Regions from separate parts of the Homo sapiens genome. Here region 2 is linked to region 1. Evidence: read pairs that join two places in POLR2A ChIA-PET (ENCODE). Cell type or tissue: OCI-LY7. All regions are shown on one strand. Each heading gives the region's core, and the rest is flanking DNA. Links, peaks and the distances in the headings are about the cores only.

Region 1 (5,383 bases), core at 111-5,110:
TCAGTAAAGTATAATACTCTCTTAAAGAAGTGGAGAATATTAGAATTGTATATTTTTAATGGTATATCCATGGAGGAAGAGTCCAGGTGAACAAGTTCTTGAAGGGGAAATATATCTTATCAATGGCCAAGCTTTCTGTAGCTGACTAGGTTTTGGTACTGTCATTTGGGAGGTGTATGCTCATAATGCTTTTTAAGGAGAAAACATGAAAATTGTCGACGAGATTAAAGTTGAAGGGTTTGAAATGTAGTAGGCACTTCTTTCTTGGGAGTGCTGCTGTGTTAGGAGGCCATCCTGAGACTAGAGCCCTCGCAATTCAGAAATGGCTTTTCTACCTCATTAATGCCATGATCTTTTGTTATCCCCATCTGTGCCTGAATGGACAAAAGGTATCCATTTAAATTATGGATCTTAAAGAGAACCTTTGCAAAGGCCCCTCTAATGGCCCACATTCATACCCCCTAGCTTTTGCCCTCCATTGTGGCCTCAGCCTGGTAACGGCTGCTGGGATGAGTGGAATTTCTGGAAAGGGGATTGATGGTGGTTAGAGATGCCAACATACAGAAGCCACAAAACTTGGAAATGTGAAATTCTCTGTGTGCATATCCTTTAACTGAAACTTTATGTGTCTCAAGTGAATGAAAAATAAGTTATTTGGGGAAGCCTTTGCCCAATTCACCTGGGATAAGAAGGCCATTGTATCACACATATAATTCCCCAGAGGCTCTAATACTGCAATGTAGCTACACAGCCCTTGGTAGAAAAGATTTCTAAAGAGAAACCTCATCTTTCACACTCTTCAAAAGGACGAACTTTTTGTCAATTATTTTTTTCCTTCAAAGACAAACTTCAATTAGATCAGAGTAGTTGGTAAAGGATATAAAGATAAATGAGGGCTATATTTGTTTAGAATTCACCTAAAAGACAGAGCCAAAATATAATAAATTCGTTTGCTATGGACACTTTCAAAGATTCTTAAATCCCACATGACCTCCAGCATTGTCCTCATATGGAAGACTTGCCCTAGGCAACATGTGTGGAATTTGATGGTTAAACATCTGTTGTGACGACACTCTAGACATCTTAGGGAAGGATCCTAAGTGTTCCGGCAACAGCTACCAAGCCTAGCAGATGGCAGGATGACTGTGGGGACAGACTGGTGATCCTAGAATCGATTCATATGAAACAGGTTCAGGAGGAAAAAAGATGCAGCCTTGCACCATTCAGCATTTTCTCCATAGACTAAGCTCTGAAAGTCTCCTGCAGCATGATGCCATCCATGTGTTTGTGTCTCCTGAAGGGACAGTGGCCTTAGTGGCTTCCTCACAGAGTCTAGAGGGCCAGAACTGGCAGCTTTGCAGATGTCTGAAGATGTGAATCAAACGAAAGAGAAAATTATAGCAGCTGATATTTATTAATAGTGTTATTCAGATCCTCTACATCTTTACAGATATTTTGTCTAGTTTTTCTGTCAATTGCTATGGGAGGGGAGTAAAATCTCTAACTGTGATTGTAAATTGTCTAGATTGTCAATTTTTACTTTGTGTATTTTGAAGCTGTTATTAGGTACATATACATCTGTAATTGTCATGTTTTTTGTGATTATGAGAAGCCCCTCTTTTCCTCTGGCAAAACTCTGTAATGAAGTCTGCTTTATCTGATATTATGAAAGCCACTCCAGCCTTCCTATATAGACTGTTTGCATAACGTATCTTTTTTCCATCCAATTGATTTCAACTGATTGGAATCTTTACATTTAAAGTGTATCTCTTATAGGAAATGTATTAGTTTTGAATTTTGCTCTGTGTCCACTCTGACAATTTCTTCCTTTTTGTTAAAAGTGTTTAGTCCACTTACATTTAACGTAATTGTTGATATGATTGAATTCAGGCCTACCACTTTCTTGTTCACTTTCTATTTGTCCCAAGTGACATTTATTATGTGCTGTTAAGAAAAGTTATCTAAAGCTTGGAAATAAGGAAAGATGATTGTGTGCCTCTCAAAGTCAGCCTAGAGCATTGTCTAACAAGCCCACCTAAGACTCAGCTGAAGGCCAGAGGAAGATAATTTTGACTTACTATTTACTATTAAGGAAACTAATGCACAGAAAGGCTAGTTAACTTGCTCAAGGTCACCCAGTAGTAAGCATTAGAGTTTGAATTGAGAAGCCAAAGCCGATATATTTGATCACTTTACCTTACTGCCTCCCACTGGTAATTGCCTTATCATTGAGCTTATTATGGATTAGTATGAGAGGAAGTTGGGAGAGCTATTGCTGCCTGTTGCTAGCTCTGGTCCTGCAGATGGCATTTTCCGTTAAAGGGAAAGGCAGCTGTGCAGAACCTCAAGGTGCACGTGAACTAAGCCCAGGGGTCCCGGGTCAGTGAGGCTCAGCCCAAATGCATTGGGAACCAAACTCACACATGGGTGTTTGCTCACTCTGTTGATCAGGATCCCCTCGTGTGTACCGCTGCTTAACACATGATTAAGCGCATGTAAAAGAAATGCTGTTTTCAGGAAATAATTGCTGAGCATTCTGGTGACGTATATTTGTTCTTCTATTTTGATAGGAGAGTGGGGCTGAGGTGGGGGGAAGGAGAAGTGTGACCAACCAGGGAAACACACTGATGTAGCAAATGTTAGTGATGTTTTAGTACTTCCTCATGAAGCAGTGTGACCTCCTGCCACCCAGACAGGCTCACTCTTCAGATTTTCCTTGCTCACTAGCCACAGCTGTTTGTTGTTTTCTTAAATGTTAAGCTTTTTATAGCTCTTCAGTTGCTTATAAAAAGTACCAGTTATTCAGGCCATACAAGAACTGGCTCTGTGCTGGTCTAATGAGCAGTGAGAACACTGGAGGCATATTTTTGTTGCTTCTATTTTCTCACTACTTCCCCTTCCCCCAGTCTCACAAATTTCCCCTTTGGACTTAAATGACTCCAGAATCTTGGAATTTACTAAAAAGGCGAACCACCAATTGGTCTTTGCTGTTCAAGAAAAATTCATCACTGACTCACCTCCCTCCCAGTTCTTGGCTCTCCACGGCTGTGTGAAGAGTAGATCAACGGGTGGGGCCTTGTGTCACAAATCACGGCTGCTCCTAGGGGTCCAGGGTTGGGGGAGCACTCCAACCTGTACAGATGCACCTGTGATCTCTACAGAAGAGAAGTCTCATCTTTGCCCCCGAGGAGAAAAGAGCCCAGGACTTGGAGTGCCTTCGCTGAATAGGTAGGAACTTTCCAGTTTGCATCCTCTGTGAAAAGCAATTAGGACCAGCTCCAGAAGGGATCTGATAGAATCAGAAGGAAGAAGTCAGAAGCCACAGTCAAGAACGCAAACAGAATTGGTATATTTGAAGGAATCAGTCTCCCTTGTGCTGGGAGGCCTTCACAGTGTCATCTGTGGGTTGTACACACATTCTACAATGACTTCCCATGATAAACATAAAACTCTCGGGGAAAACGTTGTGATCTTAGTGCAAGAGGATATCATTAAACACAACATGGAAAAAATCCTGTTAGGAGAGCCATGGCTGAGAAAATCTGTATGTGTGTTCTAGCATGGAGTTTCACCATGTATGAGCTCCAGACCTTGGGGGCACTTGGACTGATTACAAGGGTCCTAGCATTTGGAAATGATTTAATGAATAACCATCTGACACATATGTGTTCTATTTTCCACAAGAATGTAGATACTGAAATGATTATTAAAATATTAATTTAAATGCAATATTGAATTATTAGTGTTTTTTAAAAGTTTTTGATTTTTAAAATTTTTATTATTTTTTTAACCTTACTGTATAGCTGTAGAATAGGAGCTGCTGCTTCAAAAGCCATTGGCCTCATGTCCAGGATGTCATAAAGAAACTCCTTAGGAGCCACTGGCCAACTATTTGGGTTGAAGAGGGTCAAATTATGGGGTTTGTTTTCGGGAAACCTTATCCTCAGCCTTGTTTTCTTGGTGCTTGCTCTTGTTAGAAAGGAGGACAACTTACCTAGCATATTACATGGGATGATTTTGCAGAACGAATCCTCGTTAAACATGTTTTGAGATGGAAAATAGACATTTTCCAAGTGTCGGGCTTGTAAAAGGCCTATTTATCAGAGTGAATTGTGTATGTTTTTAGCTCAGAGGCTTTGATATGTACCTATTGCAATTCTGTGCTTTTAAGTGTCCATATAATAATAACAATGACTAATGTTTATTGAGCATTTATTACATGCCAGACACTATTCTAAACACTTAACATGTGTTATCTCAACAAATTTTCAAGTTTTCATGGTAGCTATTATTTTTTTCTTTTCTTTTCTCCTTCCTTCCTTCCTTCCTCCCTCCCTCCCCTCCTCCTCCTCCTTCTTCTTCTCTTCCTCCTCCTCCTCTTCTCCTTCTCCTTCCCCTTCCCCTTCTTCTTTTTTCTTTTTTTCTTTTCTTTTCTCTTCTCCTCTCTTCTCTTTTCTTTCTTTCTTTCTTTCTTTCTTTCTTTCTTTCTTTCTTTCTTTCTCCTTCCTTCCTTCCTTCCTTCCTTCCTTCCTTCCTTCCTTCCTTCTCACTTAACATGTGTTAAACTCAACAAGTTTTCCTGGTAGCTATTATTATTTTCTCTTGCTTGCTTGTTTGCTTGCTTTCTTCTTTCTTCTTCTTCTTCTTTTTTTTTTTTTTTTCCAGACTCTCCCCTCTGTCTCCCAGGCTGGAGTGCAGTGGTGTGATCTCAGCTCACTGCAACCTCTGCCTCCTAGGTTCAAGGGATTCGCCTGCCTCAGCCTCCCAGGTAGCTGGGATTACAGGCACCCCCTACGACACCCGGCTAATTTTTGTATTTGTAGTAGAGACAGGGCTTCACCACATTGGCCAGGCTGATATTGAACTCCTGAACTCAAGTGATCTGCCCACCTTGGCCTCCCAAAGTGTTGGGATTACAGGTGTGAACCACCGTGCCCAGCCTATTAATTTCATTTTATACACCAAGATATTGAGACTCAGAGAACTCAATATGTCACCCTGGCTTACATGCCCACATGTAACAGAGCCAGGATTTGAATCTACACTGTCCAACTTTGGAGCCAGCACTTTTAACCACTGTGCTATATTCTCTTTATGTTCAATGTCTGACCCAAACTAGAATTTTTTGTATTATGAATTAGCATTAAGGGGTTATCCTTCCCATCATTTAATTTAGGATTTAGATGTCTATTCTCATTTGAAAATTATTCCATTATGTTGACTATATATATATATACACACACACACACACACACACACACACACACACACACACACACACATATATAGACTATCAAATATATAACATTGTGGAAATTCACATGTACCAGTTTTAATTTTAGCCATTAATTAAATGAATTCTATTTAATAAAACCTTTCACTT
Region 2 (5,383 bases), core at 214-5,213, 60 kb before region 1:
GGTATACTGGTGCCATATTTTGTCTTGAACAATTCTCAAAATGTTTAGATAATTAGTTCTGTTTAGGATTGAAGTAATCCACTGGGAACCCAGGGTGGGCGCAGTTTGGTGATTGAGGGGGCAGAGGTAGTGGAGTAGTCATGCATGCTTCTCAAAGCCCTAGTGTGGTAGGGATGCATGGAATGGCCAGAGAGAAACCAGGACTGCTGCCTACATGGATGCCTGCCTGTGAGGTGGGAGGTAAGGAAACCTCAGTGGCCCCTACCCTGGCTTGAGTGGAGGCCCAGGGCTGGGGTGGATAGCAGTGGACAAGGAGCACCACAAAGGCAAGGAGCAGGTTTAGGGGAAATGAAACATTGACTCCTTGTGATGAGGACAGTGGGCTGGAATGTTTCACATTTCCCTCCAAGCCACCATTCTTATAGTCACTATTTGCCTAGTGTGACTGCCAAATCTGGGGTCCCTGACACTCTCTCAGCTTCATTTTCCTCTTTGCTGGTCTCATACTCAAGCTGGTACTCGCCATGTGAAGGGCAAGGTGGTCACCAGCAGCTCCAGGCTCCTTACTGCAGGTCCTTATGCTCCACATCTCTGGGGAGGGGCAACAACACTTCCTCTCCCAGGGTCCATATGCACACCTCTGGCGGGCCTTTGTGTGGCCCTGCTGGGTCACATGCTTATGCCATGGAACTGCCATTAAGGAAAGAGAGACAGAAACTATGACTGGCACATTTCCATCTTAAGGGACAGAGGGGTGTTGGGCAGACAAAAGCAGCCAATTTCCACTAGACTTTCCTTCAGACACCTATTATAAACTGGGATGCGTCTGATTCTAAGATGAACAGTATTTTTGTGAAAAGCCTTCTTAAAGAGGAGCAGCTCTTCATTTCCTTGGATAATCCAGGCACAGCCCCATATTCAATGTGCTCATGTCCAACCCAAGCGGATGCTACCCATCCCCTTCTGCATATTCTTTCCCACAATGTCATGCCACTTCTGTGGACAGTGCTCCTAAAATGAGCTGGTGTCTATGTGGCAGAGGATTTTGAGTACCAGACATGGATCTTTGCTCTCAATTTCTTCATCAATTAGGAAGCATTCATAGTTTTTGAGCACGGGGGTGATGAAGAAGGGGATATTGCATTTGATGTGCAGCAGGCAGTTGGAAATATGGGTCTGAAACTCAGAAGGGAGGTTCGAGCTGGAGAATAGCTGTGAATAGAGTGACAGCTGGAGTAACAGAAATAATGATATTATATCCAAAAGACTATAGAGAAATAAGGGAAGAGTGAAGGGCACACAGTCACTCATTCTAGAAACCTAGGAGTCATCATTGGCTCCCTCCTCCCCTCACTGCCGCATATTCCATCTTTCAGCCATACCTGATAATTCTACCCTCAAATTCCATTTATAGAACCTGTCCACTGCTATCCATCTCCATCCAGGTTGTAGACTTTCCTGTCCTTACTACTGCAAGTGCACTGGCTCCTAAACAGTCTCTGCTTCCACTCTTTCCTATGTCCAACCCATACTCACCTAGCAGTAAAAAGATTTTTCTAACATGTGAATGGTGTCATGTCACCCCTCTGTTCAGAGCCCCTACAGGGTCTCACACTGAGGTTATGATAAAGGACAGCCATCATATCCTGGTCTATGAGGCTTTGTGTAACCTGGCCCTTACCTCTACCTCCAACCTTCAGTCACTCTCCATTCATCACATCTAAATCACATGCAACGATTTGTTTCTCAAACACATCAAGCACTCTACCAGTTCTGCTTTAAACTTCCTCATCAGCCCTAAGTCCGCCTATTCTTCTTACCTTCCATCTCCCCAGCGCTGGTTTCTACTGCCCATTCCCTTAATCCTCTCAGTAACACACAGTGTTTTTAATGCCTGAGGAATCATCCTGCAAGCACAGACCCTTCTTTGGCCACCTTACCTTCCCAACCCAGCACTGCGGCAAGGAGCTGAGCAGAGCAAGGTGGTTCCTGAGAAACCTTCCAAGAGGAGAGGGAAGCCCATGGCCATGAGGACCACAAAAATCACCATTCTTTCCCTTTTAAAATGTGTTCTAGTTTTAAAAAATATAATACTAAAATTGGGTTTATTTTTAAAAATAAGGTATAAAGAAGATTCTTCACTTGACAAAAGGATTCATCTTGAGGTTTCTTAAAATATTGATTTTTTCTAATATATTCAAAGCTTGTAATTTTATTTTCCACAATTCAATTCACACAAGTTTTCACAGGTACATTAACTGCAGAAAATAAAGCATGCTTGTATTATTCCTGTGTCATAGATGGTAAAATTGAGGCTCAAAAACTTGCTGAGAATGACAAGGACTATCAATAACAGAGTCAAGGTTCAAAACTAGAAAACTGTTGGCAATGAATCTTTGCTCAACTCAAGGATTAATTCTATTTTCCCAATAATTTTCTCTTTAAAATATAGTGTAAACCCCAGCTATTCTTTTCCAATACCTGAAATGGACTTGAGTATAAACATGTTAATGATTTTTTGTATAACACCACGTAGGGGATTCCCAGATACTGGTTATGTCATTCCTTAGAGTCCTCCTCAGCTAACTGTAATGGTTGTGCTGGGCTGCCTGCACCAAGGCTATTTTTGATAATACATTTGTGTTTTATCCAATGAGCAACCAGGCAGAGAGGCAACACTGGGACAGTTAACTTACATTTTAGCATAGTTGTGAAAAGTGAATAACAAGTTCTTTTTTTAAATAAAAAAGGAAATGAAATTAAAAACAAGACTTCAATTTAATCTAAGAGACTGGAAATGGCAAGCTTGCCCCTTGTGAATTTGGTTCCGGTTCACCGAGTCTCAACTATCAAAGCAGCAGGGCAAATGAAGGAGGGAGTATCGCTCAACCTCTAAACTTGCATTTGTGGGTTTCATCTGGGCTCCATGTTATTGTAAAGGGTTTTTATGTTACCAGACTTCTGCTTAAATTAACAAAGCTTTTTGTAGATGTGGACCTATTTGATGCTACTCAAACAGCGTATGATTACCACAGAGGTAATTTATAGGGGGAAATCCCAAATACTTAAGCATTTAGGTAAGTATATACAAGTAAAGTCAAGATCTAGATGCAAGCCCTGTGTAAACACAACTGCATCATATTTTGATTTGGGAGGGAAAATTAAAGCTAGTGCTTGCTCAAAGACACTTTCACATTAAGACAGTCTAACTAGCTAGGCTGTTCTTTTCACCTTGTCTATCCTCCCGAGTGCACCAGGACAAGGGTGATAAATCCTACTCAGGCAACTGTTGTAAAGGAAATTGAAGCCCATGTAAATCCAGGGTTTATATTAACTATGGAGAGCGTAAGCATCAACAGTCAGTACCCACTTAGAAGCCTTTTAGCTACGTGTACTGCATTATATTCAAAAACTAGAAGGGAAAAACACCAAATCACATTCTTTCAGCATGTAGAAATCATTTTTGGTACTAAAAATGTGTTTAGTGCTACCATGGAAAAATAAAATGATTTTTTTGACCAAAACATTCAATTTTGCCTTTAAACAAACTTAAATAATTCCAAGTAGAGGCATATTTTTTCTTCAAAGTATTTACACTTAATGGACAGAACAGGAACAATAATTATTGTTATTTAAACTAGACAGTGAATCAGCACTTCATATATATTATTTGCTTAATCTTCACAACTCCACATGGTAGGTTTTATTGTCTCCCTTTTATAGATGAACAGATTAGGGCTCAGATAGGTTAAATATGCCCAATATCATACAGCTAATAAGTGGCCAGTTCTATATCCAAGTCCTGGGTTCTGTGATTTCACACTATTTCTGGAAATAGAGTTCCAGTCTTCTTGTGAGAAAAATTACGTTGCTTCATGCCCCAGGTCGGATCTTTATCTGTTAGTCTTCTTTTATTTTATTTTTTTATTTTTTTAAAACAGAGTCTTGCTTTGTCACCCAGACTGCAGTGCAGTGGTTCAATCTCAGCTTACTACAACCTCCACCTCCTGGGTTCAAGCGCTTCTCCTGCCTCGGCTTCCCAAGCAGCTGGGATTCCAAGTGTGTGCCACCACGCCCAGCTCATTTTTGTATTTTTAGTAGAGACGGAGTTTCACCATGTTGGCCATGCTGGTCTCGAACTCCTGGCCTCAAGTGATCCAACCTCCTCGGCCTCCCAAAGTGCTGGGATTATAGGTGTGAGCCACCATGCCCGGCTTGTTAGTTTTCTTTTATTTCATTTTTATTATACTTTAAGTTCTGGGATATATGTGCAGAACTGCAGGTTTGTTACATAGGTATACACATGCCATGGTGGTTTGCTGCACCCATCAACCTGTCATCTACATTAGGTATTTCTCCTAATGCTATCCCTCCTCTAGCCCTCCACCCCCTGACAGGCCCCGGTGTGTGAAGTTCCTCTCCCTTAGTCTTCTTTTAAAAGGGGACTAATAATAATGGTCAACTCTGACATTTGACTTTACCCTAAAAATGGTCATATTGGATGGCTACACCATCTTATAGACATTGGGTTATGCTTTACTCCAACTTGGTCCTTTGCTCTCAGCTCACGTGGCCTCATTCATGTATTTCAGAAGCTGGTTCTATCCTGTTCCTTTTTTCCTTCCTTGTTTAGTTTTCTTACATACCACCTACAAAGATACAGCAATTTTTCATCCATGAAAAGTTGCATGCATATGGGATTATAAATCTAATGAATTTTTAGGTAAACTTTTTACTAAAATATAACATACTTATTATGAAGAGCACAAATTCACAGTTCAATACATCTTCTCAAAGTGAACACATCCATATAACCAGCACCTAGATCAATAAATAGAATATTACTGGCTGGCCATGGTGGCTCATGCCTGTAATCCCAGCACTTTGGGAGGCTGCAGTGGGTGGATCCCTTGAGGTCACGAGTTCAAGACCAGCCTGGCCAACATGGTGAAACCCCATCTCTACTAAAAATACAAAAAATAGCCAGGCCCTTTGGTGGGTAATCCCAGCTACTGAGGAGGCTGAGGCAGGAGAATCATTTGAACCACTGCACGCCAGCCTGGGTGACAGAGCAAGACTCGGTCTCAAAAAAAAGAAAGAAAAAAAAAGAATACTGCCAGTAAATCCAATGATATTTTCATTTTAATTCATTTTTGTTTTAGAGACAGGGTCTCGCTGTGTTGCTCAGGCTGAAGCACAGCGGCACAGTTATAGCTTATTGCAGCCTTCAACTCCTGGGCTCAAGCAATCCTCCCATTTCAGCCTCCCAAAATGGTGAGATAACAGGTATGAGCCAGAGTGCCTGGCCCCACTGATTTTTTACATGCTGAATGGGATATTCCTATTTCAAAGTTTATGTAAAGAATTTTTGTAAAGGTAAGAA

Evidence for each region. ChIA-PET counts read pairs that join two places held together with the same protein. Peaks named below come from ENCODE experiments on the same cell type or tissue, not always from the same donor. Only the 100,000 strongest peaks of a DNase experiment are listed, where the experiment ranks them.
Region 2: POLR2A ChIA-PET joins it to region 1 with 46 read pairs; 4 of 35 experiments call an interaction of 5 or more read pairs at or near these places.

The regions. Positions count from the first base shown.
Region 1 is chr6:90,373,311-90,378,693 of GRCh38, forward strand. No RefSeq gene overlaps it. Among named protein-coding and RNA genes, the nearest start is that of MIR4464, 63 kb to the left of the region's middle. In OCI-LY7, for the core only: a CTCF peak has its summit at 2,208 (motif pointing left); DNase peaks (open chromatin) are centred at 1,251, 2,561 and 3,571; H3K4me3 peaks cover 3,484 bases; H3K27ac peaks cover 4,656 bases.
Region 2 is chr6:90,312,944-90,318,326 of GRCh38, forward strand. The region is part of intron 1 of LOC105377891 (a long non-coding RNA gene); the gene reads left to right. Among named protein-coding and RNA genes, the nearest start is that of MIR4464, 2.9 kb to the left of the region's middle. In OCI-LY7, for the core only: no CTCF peak of the experiment used is centred there; DNase peaks (open chromatin) are centred at 1,778, 2,838 and 3,192; H3K4me3 peaks cover 1,388 bases; H3K27ac peaks cover 4,562 bases.